Regions from separate parts of the Homo sapiens genome. Here region 2 is linked to region 1. A link is a loop called in an ENCODE intact Hi-C map of the cell type or tissue named here. Cell type or tissue: heart right ventricle. All regions are shown on one strand. Each heading gives the region's core, and the rest is flanking DNA. Links, peaks and the distances in the headings are about the cores only.

What was found. Peaks named below come from ENCODE experiments on the same cell type or tissue, not always from the same donor. Only the 100,000 strongest peaks of a DNase experiment are listed, where the experiment ranks them.
Region 2: a loop joins it to region 1, with 7 times the contacts of the local background. A loop is called at or near these places in 76 of 110 quality-filtered maps.

What each region holds. Positions count from the first base shown.
Region 1 is chr7:128,879,065-128,889,600 of GRCh38, reverse strand. It overlaps KCP (kielin cysteine rich BMP regulator), which reads left to right. Exons shown (of 40, transcript NM_001366122.1): 22 at 562-738; 23 at 2,301-2,386; 24 at 2,635-2,725; 25 at 2,864-2,946; 26 at 3,044-3,137; 27 at 4,331-4,504; 28 at 4,738-4,820; 29 at 5,479-5,599; 30 at 7,585-7,664; 31 at 7,876-7,975; 32 at 8,516-8,604; 33 at 8,880-8,982; 34 at 9,073-9,215; 35 at 9,516-9,688; 2 more. Among named protein-coding and RNA genes, the nearest start is that of SPMIP1, 18 kb to the right of the region's middle. RefSeq lists enhancers at 4,283-4,882, 5,107-5,366, 5,817-5,926 and a silencer at 5,672-5,966. In heart right ventricle, for the core only: CTCF peaks have their summits at 5,609 (motif pointing left), 5,827 (motif pointing right), 9,161 and 9,364; DNase peaks (open chromatin) are centred at 5,830 and 9,360; H3K27me3 peaks cover 229 bases.
Region 2 is chr7:128,602,518-128,613,053 of GRCh38, reverse strand. No RefSeq gene overlaps it. Among named protein-coding and RNA genes, the nearest start is that of LINC01000, 33 kb to the left of the region's middle. In heart right ventricle, for the core only: a CTCF peak has its summit at 3,919 (motif pointing left); no DNase peak of the experiment used is centred there; H3K27ac peaks cover 392 bases.

The DNA of each region.
Region 1 (10,536 bases), core at 1,545-9,544:
AAATTATAATGTTGTTAAATCCTTGTCAGATACTTTTGCCCACCAAGGCTTTGAGCCTGAAATTCACCCTTCTTTTTTAAAAAGGGAGGTGAGCAAATGGCAGAGGTGCCAAGAGCGGGCTGTCACCACCCTGGGACCCCACCCCTTCCTGGATTCATCAGTGGGCTCGGAAGAGCGTGGGAAAGGCGCTACCTTGGGTCCACACCACCTGAGTCAGCTGGGGCTACTCCCAGCTCTCCGGGTTGGGAAACTGGTGCCTCTGGCAATGGCCTGCTGAGTATTTAACCCCAGGGGCAGCAGATTCCTTGTGGGTGTTTTTCTACAAATTAAACAGGAAGGTTTTTTGCAGGATAAAGGGGAGAAAGTTTGCCTTTTGGCCAATCCAAACCCCGCCCCCCTCACGACTGCTTTGCCCCCTGGGCTTGGCCTGTGACCCCCCAGCCCCCACGCTAGATCTTTGAGATCTTGGATGCATAACAGGCCCAAGCTCAGAGCCTATGACCACTGCCCTCTCATCCCTTTCTGTCCCTCCCCTCGGCCTCTCTGTCTCTTCTCTGAAAGGCTGTGAGTACCTGGGGGAGTCCTACCTGAGTAACCAGGAGTTCCCAGACCCCCGAGAACCCTGCAACCTGTGTACCTGTCTTGGAGGCTTCGTGACCTGCGGCCGCCGGCCCTGTGAGCCTCCGGGCTGCAGCCACCCACTCATCCCCTCTGGGCACTGCTGCCCGACCTGCCAGGGTAGAGCCACACCTGCCCTTCCATTCCCCCTGCTGGGGCTCCCGGGGTGCCTTTCTCACCGATTCCACTTTCCTCCCAGCCCTCCCACTGCCTGCCGCTCCACCATACTTTTCTCTCACTCTCCGACTCCCTCACCTTTGATAGAGGTCCCGGGCACGGCTGTGTGTTTGTATGTATGTGTGTGTGTATGTGTGGCTCTGTGTGTGTGTGGCTGTGTATGTGTGTGTGTCTGTATGTGTGTGTGTGTGTCTGGCTGTGTGTGTGTGGCTCTGTGTGTGTGTGGCCGTGTGTATATGTGTGTGTATGTATGTGTTGCTGTATGTGTGTATGTGTGTATCTGTGTGTGGCTGTGTGTGTTGGCCTGTGTGGGTGTATCTGTGTATCTGTGTGTGTGTGTTGCTCTGTGTGTGTGTGGCCGTGTGTATATGTGTGTGTATGTGTTGCTGTATGTGTGTATGTGTGTATCTGTGTGTGGCTGTGTGTGTTGGCCTGTGTGTTTGGGTGTATCTGTGTATGTGTGTGTGTGTGTGTGTGTTGCTCTGTGTGGGTGTATCTGTGTGTGTGTGTTGCTCTGTGTGTGTGACAGTGTATGTGTGTCTGTGTACGTGTGTGTGTGACCGTATGTGTGTCTGTGTATCTGTGTGTGTGGCTGTGTATCTGTGTGTGTATGTGTGACTGTGTGTATATGTGTGTTTGTGTGGCTGTGTATGTGTGTGTGGCCCTGTGTGTGTGTGTGTGTGTGTATGGCTGTAGCTGTGTGTATGTGGGTATGTGTGTGTGTGTCTGTATTTGTGTCTGTGTATGTGGGATGTGTGTGTGTGTGTGTGTATGTGTGTGTGTGGCTGTGTGTGGGTGTGTATGTGGGGGGGTCTCTGTGTGTGGGTGTGTGTGCATCTGTGTATGTGGGGATGTGTGTGTGGCTATGTGTTTGTATGGCTGTGTGTGTGGGTGTGTATGTGTATGTGTGTGCGTGGCTATGTGTATGTTTGTGTGGCTGTGTGTAGGTGGGTATGTGTGTATGTGTGTGTGTGTGTGTGTATGTGGCTGTGTATATGGGTATGTGTGTATGTGGGTGCGTGTATGTGTGTGTGTGGCTGTGTGTTTATGTGTGTGTGTATGAGAGTGTGGGTGTGGCTGTGTGTGTCTATGGCTGTGTGTGTATATGGGTATATGTGTGTATGTGTGTGTGTGGCTGTATGTATATGTGGGTGTGGTTGTGTATGTATGTGTGTGTGGCTGTGTGTGGGGGGGTGTAGGTGTGGCTGTGTGTGTATGTGTGGAGGGGGAGGGGCTGTGTGTGTATGTGACAGTGGCAGTTCTGTTGATGGCAGGTTTTCTGTTGCACTCCCACCTGCTGTGTGTATATGCGTGTATGTATGTGTGTGGCTGTGTGTGTGTATGTGGTTGTGGGTGTGGCTGTGTATATGGGTATGTGTGTGTGTGGCTATGTGTGTGTCTGTGGCTGTGGCTGTGTATGTGTGGAGGGGGAGGGGCTGTGTGTGTGTGTGACAGTGGAGGTTCTGTTGATGGCAGCTCTTCTGTTGGACTCCCCGCTCTGCCAGGATGCCGCTACCATGGCGTCACTACTGCCTCCGGAGAGACCCTTCCTGACCCACTTGACCCTACCTGCTCCCTCTGCACCTGCCAGGTGAGGCAGCCCCTTTAGGACCTTGGTAACCTTTCCTCCCTTGATACTCCTCTCTGGCCAGGAAGAGGCTGTCTCCTCCACTCAGGTGGCAAGGGCTACACTCTGCCCTTCACATCTCATGGGACAGGACTGGGCTCAGGTGTCCCGGGCCAAGGGAGGGTGTTTGGGCCCCTGCAGGCTCAGTAGGGGCTCCAGCCCTGGGGAAATGTGCAGTCCAGTTGAGGGTGTGATGGGCCTCTCTCCCCCAGGAAGGTTCCATGCGCTGCCAGAAGAAGCCATGTCCCCCAGCTCTCTGCCCCCACCCCTCTCCAGGCCCCTGCTTCTGCCCTGTTTGCCACAGTGAGCTGCCTTCCTCATGCGCGGCCCCCATGCCCTTCCCCGCCTCTCCCTCCCCCTTCCCTTCCTGCCAGGCCTAAGGCTGGGCCGAGCAGGGCAGGGTGGCACAGGCCCCCCACCCAGGAGGTGTGTCCCCCACAGGCTGTCTCTCTCAGGGCCGGGAGCACCAGGATGGGGAGGAGTTTGAGGGACCAGCAGGCAGCTGTGAGTGGTGTCGCTGTCAGGTATAGCAGGAGGTGGGGGGTGTGGAGTGACAGCTGGACCATAGCACCTCTGGGCCCCAGCCTAGGCAGCGAGCCAGTGTCCCTGCATCTCCTACAGGCTGGCCAGGTCAGCTGTGTGCGGCTGCAGTGCCCACCCCTTCCCTGCAAGCTCCAGGTCACCGAGCGGGGGAGCTGCTGCCCTCGCTGCAGAGGTATGGCCGCCTGTAGCCCTACCCCTTGCTTCAGCCCCTTGGCCCTGTGTCCCTCTGTCCACCCCACCTCCCTCCCCTCAGCCAGCTCTTCTCCCACCTCCCTGCCCCAACAACTGGCCCTTGCATACACCCTTGCCACCTTCAGCTTCTCCTACCTCTCCCTGTCCGGGACTGCCCAGACCATCCCTCTTCCAGGTGCTGGTTAGAGTTCCCTCAAAGCTGCCTGTCTTGGGCTGGGTGCAGCGGCTCACATTTGCAATCCCAGCACTTTGGGAGGCCAAGGTGGGAGGATCACTTGAACCCAGGAGTTTGAGGCTGCAGTGAGCTGCATTTGCACCACTGTGCTCCAGCCTGGGCAACAAAGAAGACTCTGTCTAAAAAATAAAACAAAAAGCTGCCCCTCTTCCTAACCACACCCCATTCATCATCATCATCATCATCACCACCATCATCATCATCATCAAGATACCTGACATTCAGTGAGCAGGTAGCATGTGCCAGGCCCTGAGCACTTTACGTGTATTATCTCATTTAATCAGCACAACAACTTACCAGATAAGCACTCTTAGTCCTCCTATTTTACAGACGAGAAAGTGGAGGTACAGAGAGGTAGAGAAGGTGGCAGAGTCAAGATGGACACTTGGACCATCTGGCTCTGAACTTGAGCCTTTCTTAGCCTGCCCACTGCCCCCTCGTCCCACACCCTGCGCAGTGTGGTGGTGTTTCTACAGAACCACAGAACTGTCATAGCATTTCACTTGCTCTGGGAGGGAGGCAGGACAGAGGAAATCCCCATTTAACAGATGAGGAGACTGAGGCCCGGAGAGACTGAGTTACCTTGGGCACATGGTTAGCGATGGAGCCATTCACCTGGTCCACATGCATTTATGACACAGCTGCTGCATGCCAGGTCTGTGGCCGGTGCGGGCTGCACTGGGCAGTGCCTGCTGCCTGGAGCTTGGTCTTGAGAGCAGGTAGGAACAGAACAGGATTAGAACCCAGGTGTTCTGAACCCCTCCCAGTGCCTTTCCCCTCCACAACAGACAGGAGTTCTGCCCCATCGCACCTTCCCGCCATATCCCTGCAAACTCACTCCTGGCGCCACGTGCCTAGCTGACCACTGAGGGTGGGGGCCAGGAGCAGATGTCCAGATCTCAACCTCCGAGCTCGTCCCTGCCCACTTTGCACCACAGGCTGCCTGGCTCATGGGGAAGAGCACCCCGAAGGCAGTAGATGGGTGCCCCCCGACAGTGCCTGCTCCTCCTGTGTGTGTCACGAGGGCGTCGTCACCTGTGCACGCATCCAGTGCATCAGCTCTTGCGCCCAGCCCCGCCAAGGGCCCCATGACTGCTGTCCTCAATGCTCTGGTACTGGAAGCCTGGGGCGGGAGGGGAAAGGCGAGGAGGGAGCCCTGGGCCCACACCTCCCTGCCGCTGCTGGGCCGGGTGGCAGAGACAGGCAGTTGGAGAAGTGGCCTCCGTCCTTGTGCACACTCCACTCCCTGGGATCAGGGGGAGGCTGGAGATAGAGGACTCCACCCCTGCCTCGCTGCCAGCCTGAAGGACCCCTGGTCCCGTTCTGCTCTCACTCCACCCCAAAGACTGTGAGCATGAGGGCCGGAAGTACGAGCCTGGGGAGAGCTTCCAGCCTGGGGCAGACCCCTGTGAAGTGTGCATCTGCGAGGTAGGTGAGGGCACAGTGGTGGGGCTGGGGCACCTCGTCGGGGGGGAGTGGGCAGCATGGGATGAGGCCCAGCCAAGCTGGTCACTGCATGGAGCAGGCACTCTGGGGGCCAAAGGAGTGTATCCCTGTGGCCAGGAGACAAGGCAGGGTTGGGGCCAACAGGGCCAGGAGGTCTGGGTTTAGACAAGGAGCGCAGGTTCCAAGTGTGCAGGAGGCCGTAGGTGGCCCCCCTGGCTGCAGTGCAGGGCGGGTGTGTATGGCCGGAGAGCCACCTGGGACGTGGCTAGGGGTCATATTGTGGAGATTCTATTTGCAAGGCCATGGAAGGGCTTGGAGCAGGCAAATGACATCACAGGTCAGGGTACTAAGCCATGGGCCTGGGGAGGAGGATGGCATGAGCCTGCCGGAGGATCAAAGGTCACATGAGGGCTCAGGCCCAAGTGACTTAAAGGAGAAGGAGACATCATCTCAGAGACTAGGGCATGGGGTGAGGAGCACGTCTAGAAGACACTGAGTCTCTCTTCAGCCTTGAGTTCAGGGCCCAAGACATGTCCCGGAAGAGGCTGCAGCAGGCAGAGGGAGGGGCCGGAAGTCCCGGCCAAGGGCAGCTCTGGGTTTTTGTGGCCCAGGACCCACCGCTGCTCACTCATTCTTGTAGCCACAGCCTGAGGGGCCTCCCAGCCTTCGCTGTCACCGGCGGCAGTGTCCCAGCCTGGTGGGCTGCCCCCCCAGCCAGCTCCTGCCCCCTGGGCCCCAGCACTGCTGTCCCACCTGTGCCGGTGAGTCCAGGGATGTGGGGGTAGATGAGATATGAGGTTAGGGCTGCCACCCCCTGCCGCCCTTCCTCACCAGTCCCAGCCCCAGATTCTTCCTGACTCCAGTGGACTGTTCTGGAACCCTATGCCTGGCCGGCGAGGGCTGCACCATCCCTAAGGGAACTGGGGAAGCTGACAGGAACCCTTTGCCTCTCCGCAGCTGGGTGCAGTTTGTGGAGCATCTTGGCCAGCAGGTGGCGCTGCAGGGCGACAGTTGTGCTGAGACGTGAGGCCCAGGCAGGCAGGGGGTAGCCCAGCCACAGGGGTGGGCGAGCTTTTTTTGTTGTCGTTGTTAGAGTAAAAATTTATTAAGATTGGGGGGAAAAGTAAAGAAACAGTTTTATTTTTATTACAAATATTGAAAGATGGCCAATTTCTGTCTCCTGGATTTAATAGTTGTTTACCTAACACAGCCATTTTACATTTGTTGTGGAGGGAATTTTTTTCTGTTTCTGGTCCTATACCAACACTGAAATGATAACCTACCTTTGCAATACAGGTGAACGTTATCCTTACATAGAAAAAACAGGCCGAGGTTGGTAGCTCACGCCTGTAATCCCAGCACTTTGGGAGGCCAAGGTGGGAGGATCACAAGGTCAAGAGATCGAGACCATCCTGGCCAACATGGTGAAACCCCGTCTCTACTAAAAATACAAAAATTAGCTGGGCATGATGGGGCATGCCTGTAGTCCCAGCTACTCGGGAGGCTGAGGCAGGAGGATAGCTTGAACCCGGGAGGCAGAGGTTGCAGTGAGCTGAGATGGTGCCACTACACTGCAACCTGGCAACAGAGCGAGATTCTGTCTCAAAAAAAAAAAAAGAAAGAAAAAACATACTTTTTTTTTTAATGATAATCCTATTTTCTCCAATTTGGTTTTTTTATTTGGGTTTTGGTTTTTTTGAGACGGAGTCTCGCTTTGTCGCACAGGCTGGAGTGCGGTGGCACAATCTCGGCTCACTGCAACCTCTGGATTCGAGGGATTCACCTGCCTCAGCCTCCCGAGTAGCTGGGATTATAGGCATGCGCCATCAAGCCTGGCTAATTTTTGTATTTTTAGTAGAGATGGGGTTTTAACATGTTGGCCAGGCTGGTCTCGAACTCCTGACCTCAGGTGATCCACCCGCCTCAGCCTCCGAAAGAGCTGGATTACAGGTGTGAGCCACCTCGCCGACTTTTCTGTTTTTTGTTTGTTTGTTTGTTTGTTTGTTTTTTATGGTGGTAAGACACTAAAATGTACAATCCTAACCATTTTTAAGTGTACAGTTTGTGGTATTAAATACGTTCATAATGCTGTGCAGTCATCCCTGGCATCCATCAGGGAGGGCTGCTCTGATCAACACTTGCTAGGGGGTGCTTCAGGGGAAGGGAAGAAGACTAACATTGATTAAGCACCTGTTCCATGCCACAGACTGTACTTGGTGCTCTTAATAAAGTCTCTCGCTTCATTTTCATAGTTACCCAGTGAGGGAAGTATTATTAATCTCTTTTTACAGATTAAGAAACTGAGGCTCAGAGAGGTGGATTAATCCAACCTAATAAGCACAGGCACTGAGTGCTGGCATCAGGATTCGAACCCGGGATGCCTGGCTGTGTGCTTCCCTGCGCAGTTGTAGCCACACTGTATTACAGATAGCGGGAGGGAGAGCAGGCCGCAGACTGGCCATTTTTAGTGACCTCAGGCTAAGGAAGCCATGGTTGGTCTGTTTCCAGTCACCTTGCACCCCCACCCGGCCCCAAATAATAGCCTAGCAAAGTTTCTTTTAAAACGTGTAAACTTGACTGAATTGAAGAGAAAGAGGACTTATCCTCCCTGGAGTCAAGGTGCTGGGATATGGGTATGCTCAGGAGTTCGAGTTAGAAACCTGGGGACACAGTGCATGGGGACAGCTGGGATTTCCAGCCCTGTGCCCCTCTTTCTGTCCCGCACTCTGGATTCTTGTCTTCACAGAGGCCTTGAGTAACTGTTCAGAGGGCCTGCTGGGATCTGAGCTAGCCCCACCAGACCCCTGCTACACGTGCCAGTGCCAGGTGAGCCCTCCTGCCTTGGGGACTCACAGAGCCCCTCTTCTTCCTTCTCTGTGGGCTGTGGCTGCCACTCCTCTCCCGCAGCAGCTCCAGGGCTCTCCATTCGCCCTGACATTTGCCCACTTGTCCTGACTGTCACATCCTGCCTATGCCTTACTCCTCCACCAGCTCCCTGAGATCTGCCATTCTCTACCTCTTGTGTTCACATGGGCAGGACCTGACATGGCTCTGCATCCACCAGGCTTGTCCTGAGCTCAGCTGTCCCCTCTCAGAGCGCCACACTCCCCCTGGGAGCTGCTGCCCCGTATGCCGGGGTAAGTGCCCAGCCTTGGCCTCCACCCTCAGAGAGGAGCCCAGGGGGAACACAGGAAGGGGAGGCATTCATGGGCCAAGCGGGCAGCCCAGGGTTTGTACTCGGTTTCTAGAACAGAATGCAGGGTTCATTCTTTTCTAGAAATGGAGGGGGGCTGTTCTTGAGGTGGAGAAGAGACCCATGAGGCAGGGGGAAGCTGGGATGAAGCCTAGATTCTCAAGGTCTGGCCTGATGCCTGTCAGGGGGCTCAGGATCCCCAGGCCCATGAAGAGGGCATTGCACTGCTGAGCGGGCAGCTGGCCCAGAGTGGGGTTCCAGCCTCTGGCCCTTTGGGCTCCTAGGACCCTAGAGACATCCTGAGCTCTGATGTGAGGCCTGATGTCTAATAGGCCCTGTGGATATTGGCTGAAGAAATCAACACCATCAGGGTGGTAGGGACACGGAGTGGGTGCTTTCCTGCCGTGAAATGCTGGGTAAGCTCCAAGGAGGGAGGATACAGCAGGAGGGACAGTGCCTGCCCATCCCATGTCTCCCCCCTCAGAATGTGTGGTGGAGGCCGAGGGCCGGAGAGTGGCAGATGGAGAGAGCTGGCGGGACCCCAGCAATGCGTGCATCGCCTGCACCTGCCATGTGAGCTGGGGTGGGCCTGGGAGGGTGGAGGATCTCGCAGATGGATAAAGGGAGGAGTGTCCAACACTCCACCAGCAGATATGGGGTCTTTAAGGGTCAGGGGCATCCCTGCACCGGGGCATGGAGCCGAAGGCTGGATTTCATTCCCCTCTTGAACTGTGAAGAATGTATTGTGGGAGGGGCAGGCAGAAGTCCATGCCCAGAGGCCCCCAGAAGCATGAGGCTGGGGACTCCGGCCCTGCAGAAAACCCCAGAACAATGATGTCTGTCCTCAGCGGGGCCATGTGGAGTGCCACCTCGAGGAGTGCCAGGCCCTCTCCTGCCCCCATGGCTGGGCGAAGGTGCCCCAGGCTGACAGCTGCTGTGAGCGATGCCAAGGTGCGCAGCCAGGGTGATGGGGGAGGGGTAAGCCAGACCTTCTGGGCATGTGGGAGGAGCAGCTGACCCTCCCAGCTCCTATCCCTTCAGCTCCCACCCAGTCCTGCGTGCACCAGGGCCGTGAGGTGGCCTCTGGAGAGCGCTGGACTGTGGACACCTGCACCAGCTGCTCCTGCATGGCGGGCACCGTGCGTTGCCAGAGCCAGCGCTGCTCACCGCTCTCGTGTGGCCCCGTGAGTGCCGCAATCTAAAATGGTGGGGAGGGTCAGGGTGGGGGCACATGGTACCGCCATCCTGGTGTGACCAGGCATCAGAGAGGGAGGCTGGGCTCCTGCCGCCAGCTGGGAGCTGGGGACAGTGCTGTTCCCAGTGCGACCACGATGTGGTGCCCTGACCTCACTCACAGGGAGCCTGGGAGCCAGAGTCCTGGAGATCCCTGGAGACTCCTGGGAGATGCTTGGTTTTCTGGGAGGGTCTGCGAGAGGCATGGCGGGGAGGGCGGTGTGTCTGACAGTGTCTGGGGCTGAGTGCAGGACAAGGCCCCTGCCCTGAGTCCTGGCAGCTGCTGCCCCCGCTGCCTGCCTCGGCCCGCTTCCTGCATGGCCTTCGGAGACCCCCATTACCGCACCTTCGACGGCCGCCTGCTGCACTTCCAGGGCAGTTGCAGCTATGTGCTGGCCAAGGACTGCCACAGCGGGGACTTCAGGTGTGCATCCCCTGTCTCTCTTCTCCCCAACCCCTACACCCAGCCCTGCTGACCATTGGCACCTGGGACTTTCCTGCCCACAGTGTGCACGTGACCAATGATGACCGGGGCCGGAGCGGTGTGGCCTGGACCCAGGAGGTGGCGGTGCTGCTGGGAGACATGGCCGTGCGGCTGCTGCAGGACGGGGCAGTCACGGTGAGCAAAGCCGAGGAGTGGAGGAAGGTGGATCCTGTGCTGTCCACCCATGTGCCTCGACATCACCCCTCCTCCCACCTCCTTTATCCTCCAGGTGGATGGGCACCCGGTGGCCTTGCCCTTCCTGCAGGAGCCGCTGCTGTATGTGGAGCTGCGAGGACACACTGTGATCCTGCACGCCCAGCCCGGGCTCCAGGTGCGGCTCCAGGGCGAGTCTGGGTGGGCTGCCTGCTGGGAGCTTCAGTCCTGTTTAGGCCTCTGTATCTGTAGAGGGGGTGGGGATGCCAGCTACCTCCTAGCCAAAAAAGGCAAGGAGTGGGGTACAGGGGTGTGAGGGGAGGTGGATCAGGGTCAGAGATCTCCCCAGGCAGTCAGAGGAGTTCTGAGTTCTGAGCCCGATTTCTAATCTCGGCTCAGCCTCTTAAGCCACCACCAGCCTCCTCTGGGCCACAGATTTCTCGTCTGTAAAGTGGGGAATGGGAAGGGTCAGTGGCAGTGGGGAGGATGTCAGCTGAAGTCTCCTGGGGGGGTGTCTCAGGTTCCTTCCAACTCTCATGTGGAAGAGTAATTTGCCCCCTGCCCCCAGCAGGAAACACAACTCGTAAATTCGTAGAATAAGGGTGTACACTTCTAATCCGGACCCTAATTGTGCT
Region 2 (10,536 bases), core at 787-8,786, 280 kb after region 1:
CGGTGACTCACGTCTGTTATCCCAGTACTTTGGGAGGCCAAGGTAGGAGGATTGCTTGAACCCAAGAGTTCAAGACCAGCCTGGGCAACATAGTGAGACCCTGTTCCTACAAAAAATAAAAAAATTAGCCAAGCACAGTGGCACATGCCTGTAGTCCCAGCTATTCAGGAGGCTGAAGTGAGAGGACTACTTGAGCCTGGGAGATGAAGGCTGCAGTGAGCCATGACGGTGCCACTGCACCCAGCCTGGGCGACAGCAAGACACTGTCTCAAAAAATAAAAATGTAAACAATAAAATCAAAATTCACATGAGCTGCAGTAAATGCCAGAAATATATGGAAGACAGTGTTTAATGAGACTCAGAAGAAAGGGGCAATCATATTAAAATGAGACATAACATGTTAGAAATAAAGGAGAGAAATCAGAGATTCAAGCTAAGAGTCAAGAAGAAACCAATATAAACAGGGATAAAAGCATAGTTAGACATAATCACACATTTTCCAAATAAAAATATATAAACCCACATATAGATACACCCTGGGGTAATATTTAACAAATTATGGTGTTTGCTGCTTTGGTCATGAACCTCTCTGAAATACAAAATGCTTGAAAAACTGAAGGAGAAACAGAGAGAGAGAATGTGTGTTATATTTGAGAAGCAGAACAAACAGAACAAGGGGTTATGACACAAAAATCCTGCACACAGTGTTGTCTTTCCATGGGAGGGCAAAAGAGAGAATTCTCAGGTCTGCAAGGCAGAGAAAATTTAACACTGACAAATCCTTGCTGAAAAATAATCACTTAAAAATGTACCACCATCAACAGATAAAACAAGAACTATAAATAAAAAAAAATACTGTTGATAAGCCTTGAAATCAGTTGAATAAACCAGTCTAACAATGACTATGAATTTGGTCATAAAGCTGCCTCTGCCTATACTCTATACATAAGAACTTAGTGTCATATATAGCAGTAAAAATGGTAATTTAATAATAATAATATAGGCCGAGCGCAGTGACTCACGCCTGCAATCCCAGCACTTTGGCAGACCAAGGCAGGCTGATCACTGCAGGTCAGGAGTTCGAGACCAGCGTGGCCAATGTGGCAAAAACCCATCTCTATTAAAAATACAAAAATTAGCCAGGCATTGTGGTGCATGCCTGTAATCCCAGCTACTTGGGAGGCAGAGGCAGGAGAATCACTTGAACCTGGGTGACAAAGTGAGACTCTGTCTCAAAAAATTAATTGATTAATAATATAAACAGCCAAATGTAGTGGCACATGCCTATAGTCCCAGCTACTTGGGAGGCCGAGGTGGGAGGATCACATCGGGTGGGGACTGGGGAGGGCACAGCTTGCAAGACTGCGCCACCGCACTCCAGCCTGGGTGACAGAGTGAGATCCTGTCTCAAAATAAATATATAAAATTAATAATAATAGCTGGACGCGGTGGCTCACGCCTGTAATCCCAGCACTTTGGGAGGCCGAGGTGGGTGGATCACAAGGTCAGGGGTTCGAGACCAGCCTGACCAACATGGTGAAACACCATCTCTACTAAAAATGCAAAAATTAGCTGGGCATGGTGGCGGGCACCTGTAATCCCAGCTACTCAGGAGGCTGAGGTAGGAGAATTGCTTGACCCTGGGAGGCGGAGGTTGCAGTGAGCTGAGATCACGCCACTGCACTTCAGTCTGGGCAACAGAGCAAGACTCTGTCTCAAAAAAAAAAAAATTAATAATAATATAAACACACCAGACTTTACTAATAAAGGCCAGACTTAGTTTAGCTATGTGCTGAATTCCAGGTTTTATATAAAAAGGAGTCAAAATACACTATTTTACCTTATGTTTTTATTAAGTACAGAAATATAATACAAGTAAAAAAATTTTGGAGGTCAGATCATCATGAGTACAGTGACTTTTATAATCTGTATTATTAAACATATATTCAAACAAAATTGTACCCAAAGCCTAATAAGAAAGACTGACAAAGGCAAGGTTGCCGATCCCCATCTTGCTGTGTCACAGTAGCCCTGGAGGTTTCAGGACCCTGAAGAGTCAGATTAACTACCACATTAGCAGAAATAAGGATCAAACCTATACCTTCTAAATCACTAGAGAAGAGAAAAATGCTAGCCAATGTTATTCGTAAATCAGTAACATTTATGTATATATTCATTTGTGTGTGTGTGTGTATATATATATATACACACACATATCTACTTCAAACAGCTCAAAATTACTGAAAAAAAAAATGTACCAAATGTTTAATCCCAATTAATGGAATTATGAGTGACATATTTTTCTGTATTTTGTAAAGAGCATGTATAATGGTTTTTTTTTTTTGAGACAGGGTCTTGCTCTGTTGTCCAGGCTGGAGCGCAGCAGCGTGAACTTGGCTCACTGTAGCCTAGAGGTCCTGGGCTCAAGCATCTTCCCACCTCAGGCTCCCAGTAGCTGGGACCACAGACACACCACCATGCCTGGCAAATTTTGTATTCTTTTATAGAAATGGGGTCTTGCTGTGTCATGCATGCTGGTCTCAAACTCCTGATCTCAAGCAATCCTCCTGCCTCAGCCTCCCAAAGTGGCAGGTATGGGCCACCATGCCCGGTCCTTTTTACTTTCTTATTTTTTTCTTGACACGAAGTATCACTCTGTCGCCCAGGCTGGAATGCAGTGGCGCAATCTCGGCTCACTGCAACCTCCGCCTCCCAGGCTCAAGCAATTCCCCTGTCTCAGCCTCCCAAGTAGCTGGGACTACAGCCGCTTGCCACCACACCAGGATAATGTTTTATATTTTTTTAGTAGAGACAGGGTTTCTTTTCAACATGTTGGCCAGGGTGGTCTCAAACTCCTGACCTCAAGTGATCCACCTGCGTTGGCCTCCCAAAGTGCTGGGATTACAGGTGTGAACCACCATGTCCGGCCCTTTTTACTCTTTAAAAACTATGAGTCAGTCATGCCAAATTGCATGTTCAAAATATATTGATAAAGTATTTTCTAGTGATATCTATTTAATTCCAGATGAAGCATTTTAAAGGTTTCTTTTGTAAGCACAAAAAAGTTTGGGTGAGTAGGTTATAAAAGGTACAAAAAGCAAAATGGGCTAAAAAGTCCTTTGAAATAGCTTATAAAATTCAACAATATTAAAATAATTTCTCTGGAATGGGAAAACAACACTTTATACTTATTCCCACAGTTCTAGATGAAATATAACACTCCACATATCTATTTCTCCAATATAAATTCAATCATTAAAATACTACAGTATAAGATTTCCAATTTAAAGGTAGTGTTTAGAATGCAGGAACCTGGTTCCTACTCAGATTCCCTCAATTAAAGAAAAATACCCAAATGTTTATTATTTCATTGTTATTTGGCTATAGTAATTACTTCTATGATATGTACATAATCCAAATATATATAACAAATGGTGCTTGCTATAAAATATCTTACCAAATTTTAATACTTACTCTTAATAAATCATCTATTCTTCCCTCCCTCTTCTCTAGGTCAGAATTCTTACTGTTTTCTAGTGCAGATATTTTTTCTATTGTGAGGTTGGACTACAGAGACAAAGGTAAAACAAATTTAGGATTAGTCTCAACATGTTATATGTCATCACACTCTTCTCGTTACCTTTCTTGGGGGGAAAAAAAAGCACTTGCTCACACAAATGGCCTAGAATCACATGGCTTAAGAAATGAAATCTGCTTGTCTCATCTCATTGTTCAAGTCCTCTGCTGGGTTCCTTACGTCCCACTACACCTACACTTCAAATACATGTTAATTCTGGAATCAAATGTATGAATTCTCACTACTGTGCACTGAACAATGTAGAAACACGTTACTCCAGAAATGAAACTAACTTTGAATAGAAAACGATCTCACAGGAGACTTGACACAACTCTCTAAGGAACAAATGCGCCATCTGGTGGAAACAGAGAGCAATCAGAAGGGAAGAGAAGAAGCTACCTGAGTGCTCAACTATCTAACTGAACTGTACAAGAGCTGGTGATTTAGATAAAATTCAAATGTGCTCCAGGGAGTTGTATACCTCTTGAGATTTAAGAAATTCTCCTAGATTGCCAACGATCCTGTCTTGAAGATAATATATACAGTATCAAAAGAGGCTTCAAGAAAACCCAGTATACTCAAAACTACAAAATGGAAGCTATAGCCACCATCCTTTGCAGATACAATCCTCAAATGTTCAGAACACTCCCTAAATTAAAGAGTTTCTGAACACAATTTAAGGAGTAAACCATGTTGGTATCTCACATCTGAGAGAAGTTTAGCCAGGTATAAATAAGTAAGCAGGAAAAGGAATACATTAACTACTTTCATAAATTAGGGAATTAACATTTATTGAAAGCCTACTACAAGTACACTACTAATAAACATTTCGTATACACTGTCTGAGATCATGAGAATCAACCACATTTTCACAGATGATTTGTACTAAGAAAAACTGAGGCCCAGGCCAGAATCTGAACTTAGGCCACAGTGCCAGAATCTGAACTTAGAGGCCTTCAAAGTGTAGGTACTTTTCTTCTGTGGAATACTGTAGGAAAAAAAAAAAAAAGTGTGCACTTTCCTTAACACCATGCTTTAGCATAAGCATTTCTGCTACAATACACCAGAAGAGTAAAGAAAAGCCTCAAAAAGTTAAAGCACCTTCCAAAGGACTTTAAATACCCATAATGCAAGTTCTGAATATAATACACACAAATAATGAGGTGGTCAGAGAAGTCAGAGAAGAATGACAGACTACACAGGTTAGCCCTTATTCCTACACAGCAGGTATCCCCCTCAATTGATTATCGATCACCAACCTACCTGGGTCTGTCTGTGCTGGATGGAGATCTGTTTTTGGGAGCTGCAGGAATGCTCTGTGTTGCCAGATCCCGTAGATGAGGGACTGTTTTGCTGAGCCTACAATAAAGGTGCATTACCAATCACAGGAAAGTTTGGCATCTTTTTCCACAAACACTTGTATTAATGCAAACAACTCCATAATTTGTATCTCCACAATACAAACCCCTTCTTATGAAAGTGAGAAGTCAGGGCCACGTGGCCAAGAAGAAAGTAAAACAATTCAAATATGAGACAAAGGGCTAGACATGGTGGTTTATACCAAGTTCCTGTAAACAGGTTTAAAGTATCAAATGCTTACAAATGAATTTTTAAAATATGAAAATTAGAGAAAATGAAAAGTTATTCCTGTAATAACTTGCCTTTTTCACTTGTATTTTCATATGCTTTAGTCAGAAAAGGCTAGTGAAGCATCCAATGCACAAGGGGATGCACGTAAAGGACTGTGAAACACTATTCAGAATAGTCTCCTAAACACACAAACATTATCCATGAACACACAGCGGTCTAAAATCCAGGTTGATTTCTAATACTGTCACTTGCTGACTGGGCATTCTAAGGCATTTTAAATTTATATGGTTTAGGTTCCATAATATAATTAACCTATTCAGGTTATTAACCTATTCAGGTTAATTATATTATATTCTCAATAGTACTTTTTTTTTTTTTTTGAGACAGAGTCTCGCTCTGTCACCCAGGCTGGAGTGCAGTGGCGCGATCTGGGCTCACTGCAAGCTCTGCCTCCCGGGTTTATGCCATTCTCCTGCCTCAGCCTCCCAAGTAGCTGGGATTACAGGCACCCGCCACCATGCCTGGCTAATTTTTTGTATGTTTAGTGGAGACGGGGTTTCACTGTGTTAGCCAGGATGGTCTTGATCTCCTGACCTCATGATCCGCCCGCCTCGGCCTCCCAAAGTGCTGGGATTACAGGCGTGAGCCACCACGCCTAGCCTAATAGTACTTTTTAAAACAAGGTAAAACTGCAGCTAACAAAGTATGACCCATCACAGACGTAAGTAGAAAATATTCAATATTCTGAGGATCATGGAATAGTAAAAATACAGTACGACTATCTCATCAGAGAATACAGCATTTCCACAAGTGAATTTCTTCTGATACTTTCTACATATTCTTTTGATTACTGTTCTTACTCATTATTAACAATGGTATAACCACCATCTATTCAACAAGTTACTGTAACCTAAATGTTTCACTGTCATTGTCACAGGTTAATTCTTACAAAATCCTATAAGGAGGCTGGGTCAGGTGGCTCACCTGTAATCCTAGCACTTTGGGAGGCTAAATCAGGTGGATCACTTGAGGCCAGAAGCTTGAGACCAGCCTGGCCAACATGGCAAAACCCCATCTTACTAAAAATACAAAAATTAGCTAGGCACGGTGGTGCACACCTGTAATCCCAGCTCCTCAGGAGGCTGAGGCAGGAGAATTGCTTGAGCCTGGGAGGCGGAGGTTGCAGTGAGACGAGATCACACCACTGCACTCCAGCCTGGGTGACAGAGCCAAGACTCTGTCCTATAAGGTGGTTGTAATTATTAGTTCCATTTTACAGATAAATAAAATAAAAATCAGAGATATTAAGTACCTATGTGGGTTCACAGAGCTAGTGGGTGGGGTGACAAGAACTGTGGGTTGTGTCCACAATAACTGCTCTCAATGACCACAGTAGACTGTTACCACCAACCTGTGAGCAAACTAGCACTTCCTACACACGATTTCATTGAAGGCTCACAACAGCCTTATCAGATAGGCAGCATTATTAACGCCATTTTAATGTATCCATTCAATGACTATTTATTAAGTACTCCCTATGTCTAAGCACTGTGCTAGGTGCTAGGTGCACATGGCCAGGAGAAACCACAGACTCAGTCCTTACTCTGCCTTAATGAAGCTTACAATCCAAAAGAAGATTTACTAAACACTTGGTAAATATTTGTTGAAAGAAACTGTTGAATAAACAATCATATAATAAATACACAATCACAATTAGGAGAAGTGCTAAAAGAGCATATAACAAGGCACATAACCTAATTTAGAGGGTCAGGGATAAACCTTTAAAAAGTTTATGATTTGAGGCTGAGCACAGTGGCTCATGCCTGTAATCCTAGCACTTTGGGAGGCCGAGGCGGGTGGATGACCTGAGGTCAGGAATTCAAGACCAGCCTGGCCAACATGGTGAAATCCCATCTCTACTGGAAATACAAAAAATTAGCCAGGCACAGTGGTGCACGCCTGTAATCCCGGCTACTGGGGAGGCTGAGGCAGGAGAATCGCTTGAACCTGGGAAGCGGAGCTTGCAGTGAGCCAAGATTGTGTCACTTCACTCCAGCCTGGGCAACAGAGCGAGACTTTGTCTCAAAAAAAAAAAAAAAAAAAAAGTTTATCATTTGAGGCTGGGTGCGGTGGCTCAGGCGTATAATCCCAGCACTTTGGGAGGCTGAGGCAGGTGGATCAGCTAAGGTCAGAAGTTGAAGACCAGCCTGGCCAACATGGTGAAATCTCATCTCTACTAAAAAAAAAAAAAAAAAAAACAATACAAAACAAAAAAAATTAGCCGGGCATGGTGGTGGGCGCCTGTAATCCCAGCTACTTAGGAGGCTGGGGCAGGAGAATCGCTTCAGCCTGGGAGGTGGAGGTTGCGATGAGCTGAGATCACACCACTGCACTCCAGCCTGGGTGACAGAGCAAGACTCCATCTTGCGGTGGGGGTCTCGGGGGGAGTGCCAAGTCTATATAATTCCAAATAACTAAAAATGTTCTCTACTCTAGGATGCAGCAAATCCAATCTTTCCTTACTAATTAAGGGTCATCATTATGAACCTCAAGTATTATAATGCACTAGGATACGAGCATTCTTTCCTTCAGTTATCATTTGATTGCTTTTACAATCCTCTCCTTTTACAATGTGTTTCTATTTTTTTATTTTTTATTTTTACTTTTTTTTTTTTTTGAGATGGAGTCTTGCTCTGTTGCTCAGGCTGGAGTGCAGTGGCACGATCTCGGCTCACTGCAAGCTCTGCCTCCCAGGTTCACACCATCTCCTGACTCAGCCTCCTGAGTAGCTGGGACTACAGGCGCCCGCCACCACTCCCGGCTAATTTTTTGAATTTTTTTTTTTAGTAGAGATGGTGTTTTCACCGTGTTAGCCAGGATGGTCTCGATCTCCTGACCTCATGATCCGCCCACCTCAGCCTCCCAAAGTGCTGGGATTACAGGCGTGAGCCACCACGCCCGGCCCTACAATGTGTTTCTATACAAATGACTGTCTGAACTATATTTATAATAAGAGCCAATAAGAATCAAATGATTAGACTGGGTGCAGTGGCTCACGACTGTAATCCCAGCACTTTGGGAGGCTAAGGTGGGCGGATCATGAGGTCAGGAGTTCAAGACCAGCCTGGCCAACATGGTGAAACCCCGTCTCTACTAAACATACAAAAAAAATAATCTGGGCGTGGGGGCAGGTACCTATAATCCCAGCTACTCGGGAGGCTGAGGCAGGAGAATTGCTTTAACCCAGGAGGCAGAGGTTGCAGTGAGCAGAGATCATGCCACCGCACTCCAGCCTGGGTGACAGAGCAAGACTCCGTCTCAAAAAATAAAAAATAAAAAAAATAAAAAAAAGAATCAAATGATTAAAAAACACTTCTACAGATTTCTAGATATATGGTATATTGGTTTAAATATGCTTATATCTGATTCTAAGTTTTCTTCCAGCAAACTGAGGGTGTTAGAAAGTGATTTAGTGAGATATTTCTAAATTAAAGCTCACATAGGGCCGGGTGCAGTGGCTCATGCCTGTAATCCTGTCACTTTGGGAGGCCAGGGCAGGCAGATCACGAGGTCAGGAGTTCAAGACCAGCCTGGCCAATATGGTGAAACCTCATCTCTACTAAAAATATAAAAAATTAGCCAGGTGTGGTGGTGCATGCCTGTAGTCCCAGCTACTTGGGAGGCTGAGGCAGGAGAATCGCTTGAACCTGGAAGGCAGAGGATGCAGTGAGTCGAGATCGTACCACTGCACTCCAGCCTGGATGACAGAGTGAGACTCTGACTCAAAAAAAATAAAAATAAAAATAAAAAAGACACACACACACACACACACACACACACATATATATATGGCCCAATGATAAGTAAAATGCAAAAGTAAACTGAGGAAGTAGGCAGTTAGGAAGTTCAAAGTGTGTGCACTTAATTTCCGTGGAATACCATAAACAAAAAACAGTGTGCGCACTTTCCTTAACACCATGCTGCAGTATAAGCATTTCTACTCCAATACACTAGAAGGGTAAAGAAAAGCCTCAAAAACTTAAAGCACGTTCCAAAGGACTTTAATTACCCATAATGCAAGTTCTGAATATAATACAAACAATGAGATACCAACAGAGAAATAGAGAAGACAAAGGGGAATCATAGACTATCTAAGGTTAGCATTTATTCCTATGCAGCAAATATACCCCTCCACTGGTTATTGATCATCAGCCTACCCGGGTCTGTCTGTGCTGGATAGAGATTTGCTTTTGGGAGTTGTAGGAATGGCTCTGTGTTGCCAGATCCCATAGAAGAGGGATCTAAAAGGCCCTTTACAGATTTCTTGATATATGGTATATGGGTTTAAATATGCTTATTTCTGATTCTAAGTTGTCTTCCAGCAAACTAAGGGCCCTTTACAGATTTCTTGATATATGGTATATGGGTTTAAATATGCTTATTTCTGATTCTAAGTTGTCTTCCAGCAAACTAAGGGTGTTAGAAAGTGATTCAGTGTGATGTTTCCAAATTAAAGCTTTCTGTAAAAATACACATATAAATAGCTCATTGATAAGTAAAAATGCAAAAGTTAACTGAGGACGTAGGCAGTTAGGAAATTCCTTAGTCGGGAAGCAGAAAATCCTCATGAAAATGAAAACAATGTTTTCAAAAGGTAAAAGGTACTACACAATATAGGGATCTCATGTGACAATGCTCAGATCCGTTAGAGAAAAAAATGCTGTAACTGATCATTCATTCAACATTAAATGTGACCCTCTGTGCCTGGTCCTGTGTTAAAATCTAGAAATGCAAAACTGGAAAACAAAGAGACTATGTTACCAAAAAGAAAAAAAAAAAATCCATGCCAACAACCTATACTAATCACTCTAATCCCTCATTCCGCTAAGCTAAATACATTTTCAAGACAACCCCAACAGCACAAAAGGAAAAATCCAAGACAAAAAAACAATACCTACTCATAAGAGTTAACAGATAATTCAATAAACAACTTTAAAACTAAAGTATCAGTTTAGCACTTGATTTTCAATATTTTATAGTATGAAATGACAAACTGCTTTGGTTCATTTCATAAACTGAAACTCTGCATTTAGATAACTGTATTAAAGGTTCTTAAGATGAAAAAAATAAAATAGGTCCAGAGAGGATCAAAAAGATACTGTAGCTACAAAAATTAAAAAAGTAAAGAACACGAATAATCAAATTGACAAAATATGATTATCAAAGTTTAAAAATTTAATAGGTGGGTTAAATATCAAAATGGACACAGCTGAATACACAGCCAGTAACCTAAAAGAGAATGTCAAGAAAATCTCCCAGAAGAGGCCAGGTGCAGTGTCTCACGCCTGTAATCCCAGCACTTTGGGAGG